3 separate regions of the Homo sapiens genome follow, and regions 2 and 3 are each linked to region 1. A link is a loop called in an ENCODE intact Hi-C map of the cell type or tissue named here. Cell type or tissue: gastrocnemius medialis. All regions are shown on one strand.

What was found. A loop is a pair of places that touch in the nucleus more often than their neighbours do. Peaks named below come from ENCODE experiments on the same cell type or tissue, not always from the same donor. Only the 100,000 strongest peaks of a DNase experiment are listed, where the experiment ranks them.
Region 2: it touches region 1 in a loop (9-fold over the local background); 5 of 110 quality-filtered maps call a loop at or near these places.
Region 3: it touches region 1 in a loop (5-fold over the local background); 4 of 110 quality-filtered maps call a loop at or near these places.

Annotation. Positions count from the first base shown.
Region 1 is chr9:99,258,624-99,261,123 of GRCh38, reverse strand. No RefSeq gene overlaps it. Among named protein-coding and RNA genes, the nearest start is that of SEC61B, 38 kb to the right of the region's middle. RefSeq lists an enhancer at 1,187-1,236. In gastrocnemius medialis, no CTCF peak of the experiment used is centred here; a DNase peak (open chromatin) is centred at 1,443; H3K4me3 peaks cover 1,533 bases; H3K27ac peaks cover 2,500 bases.
Region 2 is chr9:99,356,477-99,358,976 of GRCh38, reverse strand. All of the region lies in intron 5 of NAMA (non-protein coding RNA, associated with MAP kinase pathway and growth arrest), which reads left to right. Among named protein-coding and RNA genes, the nearest start is that of NAMA, 18 kb to the left of the region's middle. In gastrocnemius medialis, no CTCF peak of the experiment used is centred here; DNase peaks (open chromatin) are centred at 116, 516, 1,176 and 2,236; H3K27ac peaks cover 2,500 bases.
Region 3 is chr9:99,444,058-99,446,557 of GRCh38, reverse strand. All of the region lies in intron 2 of LOC107987011 (a long non-coding RNA gene), which reads left to right. Among named protein-coding and RNA genes, the nearest start is that of NAMA, 70 kb to the right of the region's middle. In gastrocnemius medialis, no CTCF peak of the experiment used is centred here; DNase peaks (open chromatin) are centred at 797 and 1,057; H3K27ac peaks cover 1,419 bases.

The DNA.
Region 1 (2,500 bases):
CCTTACCCAGCACCTTGGCTCTGTTTCATGCCTCCTCCATCCATCTTACACAGTCTACCACAGCGATCTTTCTAAAATCCTATCTCACACACCTCCAATGTCTCCTCTTTGCCTGCTAGAAACAATTCATATCAATTCAATAAATACTTACTGAACACCTACTAGATACTAGATGTTGCGCTAGACTGGTGTCAACCAACAACAACCCCTAGGCCGAATCAGGCCCACCACCTGTTTTTATAAATAAAGTTTTATTGCCAGTCCTGGTGGCTCATGCCTGTAATCCCAGCATTTCAGGAGGCTGAGGTGGGAGGATCACTTGAGCCCAGGAGTTCAAGACCAGCCTGGGCAATATCGTGAGACCTCATCTCTAAAAATAAAAAAATTAGAAAATGAGTCAGGAGGAGCACTTGAGCCCAGGAGGCTGAGGCTGCAATGAGCCGTGATGGCAGCACTGCACTCCTGCCTGGGTGACAGTGTGAGACCCTGCCTCAAAAATAAATACATACATAAATAATGTTTAATTGGAATTCAGTTACACTTTTTCATTTACATATTTATTTACATATCATTGTCTATGGAGGTTTTCATGCCAAGAGGGCAAAAATAGTTGTCACAAAGGCAGTGCAGTCCAAAAGTCTCAAATATTTACTACCAGGCCCTTTGTAGAAAAAGTTTACCAACCCATGTGCTAGAACCCAGGGCTACCATAGTGTGGTTCCCTGCTATCACAGAGCTTCTAGAGCAAGGCCTTCCACCATCTAACCTTGCCCTTCTGCCCTTTCTCCTGTCACTCTCCATGAGTCCTCTGAGAGTCCAATGGTTCCTAGATTTTTGGAATTTATGAATCAGTAAAACTTTTTTTCAACTACACAGGATGTACATAGGGTTGTCAAGTGGGTACTGTTCAAAAACCAACTACCATCTAACATCACCATTGTTTTCTAGAGAGAAAGAATCAACATTAAAAAGTTGCAAAAATATTCCTTATCTAAAAATAAAGAACATTTCCTCAAGTGACATTAGGTTTATGAGATTGATTCTCCTGGCTGTGTTTTTCCATTTTTGCTGTGGAATGATAGCATTCTTCAGTCACCACAGGTCTGCAGTCAGGCACAGAGGAATCTTTGATCTAGTCTCGGCTGACTGGTTTACTTTTTACTCCTCAAATTTTCTGTGGATCTTCCCGTGAGATTTGACATCCAGAAAGCTCTTCCTCCTTCTTTCCTGCTCGCTGTGCAGAGCCCAGCTCATCAGCAGCAGGAGTGCAGGGTTCCTCCCGCAGCACCCTAAATGCAGGCTGTTCAAAGGCACATCCGGGCTGTCAGCAAAACGGCTGAGTGATGCGACTGTGGGTGTCTCTGTCAGCTGCAGAGCAGGATGACAGGATGGCCCAGAAGGCTGCCTGGCGTGTGGCCCTTCCTCTGGCACAGGCAGGTGAACCTGCTGACACCGTCACGCTGACAGCTCCGTGGCACAGATTCCACCCGAATACCGGATTCAGTGAGCACCGGCTCCTGCCAAGTCTCTCACATGACCCAGAGGCCACGAGGGCCTGGGCGGCCGCGGCCAGCTCCCAATCAGCAGACGGTGTCGACAGGCACTGAGCGAGGTCGCCTTACTGGCAGGCAGCCCCAAGATACTGGGTCCTCACTGCTCACATGAAGCTTCTGGAATCCCCTCTTACGGTCCCCAGACCTGCGGGAAATAAATCATGGCTGCACCGGGAAGGTAACCCCAGCAAGGCCTGGCCCCGATATCTGGCTTTCGTTTGGGGACACGCACTTTCCAAAAGCTCCTGCTTACCCAACACCTCCTCCTCCCCTGCTGCGTGTTGGGGGAGGGGAATGTGCTTATGACCACTTGTAAAATTCACCACTGTGGGTGACAGATGACATTAAACACCATTTTTCTTTTTTATTTTTCACAAGTGGAGCAGGAGCTGCATTTTTCTAACAGTTTTCCATATCAGAAGTTGAGAATTTCATTATCCTTCCGAGCTGGTCTATAGCAAAGTTGTTTCACTTCTCAATTGTTCCCATTTAACCCATTTGTGAGACACAGGCTGGGGGTGGGGCGCAGGGGGAGGTGGCAGAGTTAAATTTCCAAGGGAAAACTAGAAACCCTGAATCAAAACTGGGAGGAAGTTTCAAGATCACCTGGCTCAAACAGCTCATACTTCTGAGGGAAACTGAGTCAAGGAGGGGCAAGAGCTCAAGACTCCACTGGTAGAACTGAAACAAGAAATAAGATCTCCTTGGTTAATCTAAACCTCTTTCAACTATAGTCTGAAAAGTCCAGCATATCATTTCCTAAAATCCAGAATGAAGGTAATTTTCCTTCTAGAAAACGAGGGTGTAGGTACTAGCTCAGCTTAGGATTCGGTGAGGAAGGGGCACTGTGGTGAAGAGGGAAGACGTGGAATCCAGCAGATAGTTACATGAAATACACGTACCCCTCACAGTAACACTTCTATTAAAGGCTGAAGAAATAGAGCTCC
Region 2 (2,500 bases), 98 kb before region 1:
CCCTGTGGGGGCTCGGCATTGGTCCCTGGGACTCTGTGGCAGTGAGGCAGCCACACAGTGTCGAGTGGCTACTCTGTATGAGGGGATTTCTAAAAATACATCTGTCCTGCTTCTCATGGGGCTCATGAGTGCCAGGCAGATGGGACAGGCATGTACAACCTGCTCCCTCCTCACTGTCCCCACCACCGTCCTTCTAGTTCGGGTTGCCGCCTCTTCTCACCCAGACTATTCCACCAGCCACCTGCCTGCTCTCCCTTTCCCCGTGGCCTACCAGGTATTATAGTTACTAAAAACACAGGATCCTGTTGGGAGACCACACCTCAGCTAAAGCCTATTCTCTCATTCATTCATTCACTCACTCATTCATTCAATCCTCAGCATGCACCTCATATACATTTAACGTGCCAATGTGGCATGCTTTTTCGAGGCCAGGCTTGTGGCAGATGCTACAGATTGGGTGAGTGAAGCCAGACACAAAAGGACATAGTGTATGAATCCATGTGTGCAATGCTCGGGAATAGGCAGATGTAATCTACAACAATGGAAGTCACAAGACTGATGACTTCTTGGAGGTGGCGTGTAGCTATTGACTGAGGAAGGGCAGGGTGGGCTCTCTGGGGTCTGGCAATGCTCTATATTGTGATCTGAGTGACGTTCTCAAGGGTGTAACAAATTGAAAATGTACTGAGCTGCACACTTGAGAACTGTGCCTTTTACTATAGTATGTTAGAACTCATTATCTTTTTAAATGTATATAAAACATAATTCTGGTTTTGCTTTTTGGAACTATACACATATCCATGACTCAAGAATCAAGGAGAAAACTATTAATACTCTAACAGTGCTTGTCTCTAATTGGTAAGATTATGGTAAACTTAATTTCCTTGTTGATACTTTTCTGGATTTCCCAAATATTCTACACTGAATAGATCTTGCTTAAGTAATGAGATTAAATATATTAAATGTTATTTTAAAAGTAAGAGCCCTCGAGGTGAGACAATCAGCAAGCACGAGGCAGGTGGCTGTCTTCCCAGAGGGGCCAAGCCCACTCACGAGCTTTTGTCCTCTTAGGCAGCAAGGACACCAGCTTAGGAGTCATGTTCCAGGTCTGTGAGATTTCAGTTCAGCTAAATAAAGCTCTTGGCCCGCTGTGGGTGGTGAGGTGGGGCTGCTGGTGGAACCCTCGGGGTTTTCCTCTCATTGCTGAGGGGAAGGAGGCTCCAGGGCTTTCAGAGGCTTGCCAGGCCCATTCTTACCCTGGCAGCCGTTTAGACTAGCCTGACTCAGAGTCCCATGCACTTCTAACCTCTTAGACTTGGGACTTTGAGCCCCAGCCTGCCTGGAGTTCTCTCTTATGGAGTGGGGATAATTTCAGGATCCTCGCCACATCCCTTCAGCAGGAAGGACCTGCCCTATGCAGTTTGGGGACACAGAGAGATAGAGTGAGCTGATGGCACAAGTAAAAAAAAAATTTATATATATATAAATTTTATATTATATATATATCAATTGTTATTATATTTTATATATTATATTATATATTAATTTTATTAATAAATTTTATTATATATATTATATATTAATTTTATTAATATTTATTAATAAAATAAAATATTATATATATAGATTGAACCCTGGAAACTCTAAGGAAGGAAGAAAATGGAACATGGAGGAATCACTCTGGGCCTCGGTTTTCCACTGGGAAATGTGGCTGTTATGAGATTACCATATGAATAAGCATGTAGAAAATGCTGGAATGGGGGCTGGTTTTGTGTTCTGGTTTTGGTGACGCTTTGGGACATGGAGACCGGCTGCATAGCTGGCTCCCTGGCCTCCTGCTCCAATTCCAGTGCCCCACTTTCTTACTCTCTTACTCTCTTGGCCACCACAGCCCAGACATAGCAGGGGCAGGATAGATTTTTTCGTATGTGTGTCCGAAGCCTGATTTCTGCATTGGCAAAGCTATTGTGGTCATGTGATGAGGATCAGCTTGTGATTCACAAATGTATTTTGTATTTCTAGCTTGGATCCTAAAAACACTTCCCTCTTCCCTCCCACCTCCCTCTCCTCTGCCCACAACATGAAGGCTCCCACAGAGATGTCATGTGAAGGCTTCTCAGGCTGAGCCAAGGGAAGAGCCAGTGGCCAGCTCTGCCCTGTGACACACACAGCCTCCAGGAGTCACATGGTCTCCAGCTACCACCACCTGCCCTCTGTCCCCGGCCTGCTGCCCTCTCCCTGGCAGGCTTCCTGAGCTGATGCTTCCCTCCAGACTGCAGCGTAGCAGACAGTGAGACTGACGGACAGAGGGTACAGGGCCAACAGGCTTGGACAGTTCTGTTCCCAGCTGACCTTGGGGTGGGAATCCAACCGGGAAGCTCCTGGACACTACATGGTGTGCCCTGCAGGAGATGAGGTGCCTTACTGACCCGATCCAGAGGTAGACAGAGCTATTGGCAGCTGCTTCCCCACAACCAGCCCCAGCTCCACGAGCATGAGC
Region 3 (2,500 bases), 190 kb before region 1:
AATGCCAGGATGAGCTGCTCTTGAGGGGAAAGTCCTCAGCCAACCACATTTCAGTGACCCCTTTAACTGGATATTTCTGTCTTGGCTTCCATTCAGGGTTGGAAAGTTTGGACAGATCTCAATAGTTTATTGGGATCTCCGTTTTTCTTACATTTTGGATAAAATCTTTATTTGACATAGATCTTAATCCTTTATTGGCTTCAATTATTTATCCCTTATCTGTTCTCTTTCCTTTTTTTAAATGAAAGTGTTCAACTGAGTTTTCAGATGCTTTGTGACCTAAAAGGGACTGGGATCTGGTAGGAATCAAAGTTAATTTAGAATCTGAAAGCTCATGCCTATATTTCCTTGGCAGAATTGAAAGTGACTAAAAGATTCTGTCAGTGTGATTCAACCCAGCTATTTTGTAAAGCCCCGGGCATGGGTAATGATGGGGGCGGACACCCAGAAATAGCAGCCTCGTCTATCATGGATGCAACTTATCAAAGGCCACAGTCAATGAACAAACCCGCTCTACTTATGTCTACTTCTGCTAGAGTCAAGACATGCCCACAGATAAGGAGGGAGTTTTCTCAGGATAAGGTCAGAGTGAAACAACCTCCATCAGAGGAAAAGCTGATTCCTAAGAAGGGGGAAAAACAAGCTAATGTTTTATGTAAAAGACAAAACTGGAAGGTATTGGGCCCTATATATAGCTGCTTCTCTGTTAGAATTGCCCCAGAGTTATGCTGGGATTCCAAGAAGAAGTGATTCACCCATTCCGGTAGCCTCAGGGCTCTGGACCAATGGTCAAGGCGGGAATGTGATGAGTGATCAAGCACTCTGTAGCACCTTGCTTCTCTCTCAGGGCTTTGGCTGCATTCCCAACATAGGCATCTGAATATATGATAGAGAAAGATGTCTTCTGAACACCAAAGGACTGCTCTGTTCAGCTGGCCAGGAGAAACAGCTATTTGGCGTGTAAGGAGGACAGTGATGGGGGAGCTGATCTGAGCTGGGGCAGCTGATGTGACATCAGCTTTGGCAGGGGAGGTGCTGACAGCAGTGGTTGGGACATGGAATTGTGTTGACAGAAGTTGAATCAGCAGACACCAGAGCAGCAGGCAGGAGCTTGCATGAGTTGTCCCAGATACAACATTCCTCTCCCTGTGAACGTCCAACATGCATAATGTCTAGCTAGTACTAGAGTAAAGACAAATCGATGCCACCCACTACCAATGGAGGAAACCAGCAGCTGGCTCTCTAGCTTCGCTGCTTGCAAACTGCCTTTCAGAACCCAGCCATTCATAAGTAGTAGAATTTCTGTGTTCAGGCACACACACACAAAAAAAGGAACTACTGGCATTTTCATTACAGGTAGTCATTCATTTGGCAGCCACCATTTCTTTAAATGTAAGATACTTCTGATTGTAAGATACACAATTATTTCACCCACACTAGGAAAGAAAAATGCTGCCAAATAAACTATGACATATGAATGATTGAAAGATGGATCCTGATTTCAAATTTGTAAAAATAGGAAAAAATATGCATCTTTGAGCTGGTAAAACACAGTGTGCATCAGGCACTGGGCTAGGCATTGAACATAGGGCTGCAGACCAGATAGATATCAAGTCTGGCCTCAAGCAACGTATAGTCTGGTGGGATGATGGATGTTGACAAAGCAATTACAAGTGTGTTGCAGGGCCTGGAAGAGCATGGGGTCTTCTCCAAGGAAGTGACATGAAAGCTGAGACCTGATGGGGAGCAGGAGTTAGCTAGGTGAGGGTAAAGGTAGAATTTTCCAGGCAGAGGAATTAGAATGTGCAAAGGTTCTGAAATGGGAAAGTGTTAGTGTGAGCAAGGACAAGAGTGACTGGAAGCAGAGTCAGGCAGGGCCAAATCCTGCGAAGCCTCTGGCCCATGTTAAAGAATTGGGTTAATCTAAGAGCATGAGAGGCCACAGAGAGGGTTTAAGCAAGCGTGAAACAAGATCAGATCGTGTTTTTTAAAAAATCACTTTACTTGCAGTGTTGACGTGAGAGGAGCATAAGAACAGGTGCATGGAGATCAGCTAGGAGGTTTTTGAGACAATTCAGAGAAGAGAGGATAATGGTTTGTAATAGGTGCTGGCAGTAAGAATGGAAAGAAATGAGGCTGTAGCATACTTCAAAAAGGCCAACAATTTCTGTGATTTGTATGTCTGATTTTTTTTTTTTGTGGGAGCATGGGGTGGGAAAGATTCAATTGGTATCCAAAAAATATATATATATATGGACTAAAGAAAATTATCGCTGCAGACTGGAGCCAGCTTTTGATTTTCCAGTGTTAATTGTGACTTGTTTGGAAAATGAAATTCCCATAATTTGGATTTTTCTTTAATCAAGATACACTGCTATATTAGGGCAAAAATGAGCCCAGTGTTTCAATAATAAATCATCTCCTTCAAATTTATTTACTTATTTCTCTAGATATTATTGCAGTGATTTTAGTTAGCTTCATGTTCATAAATGTAAATTGT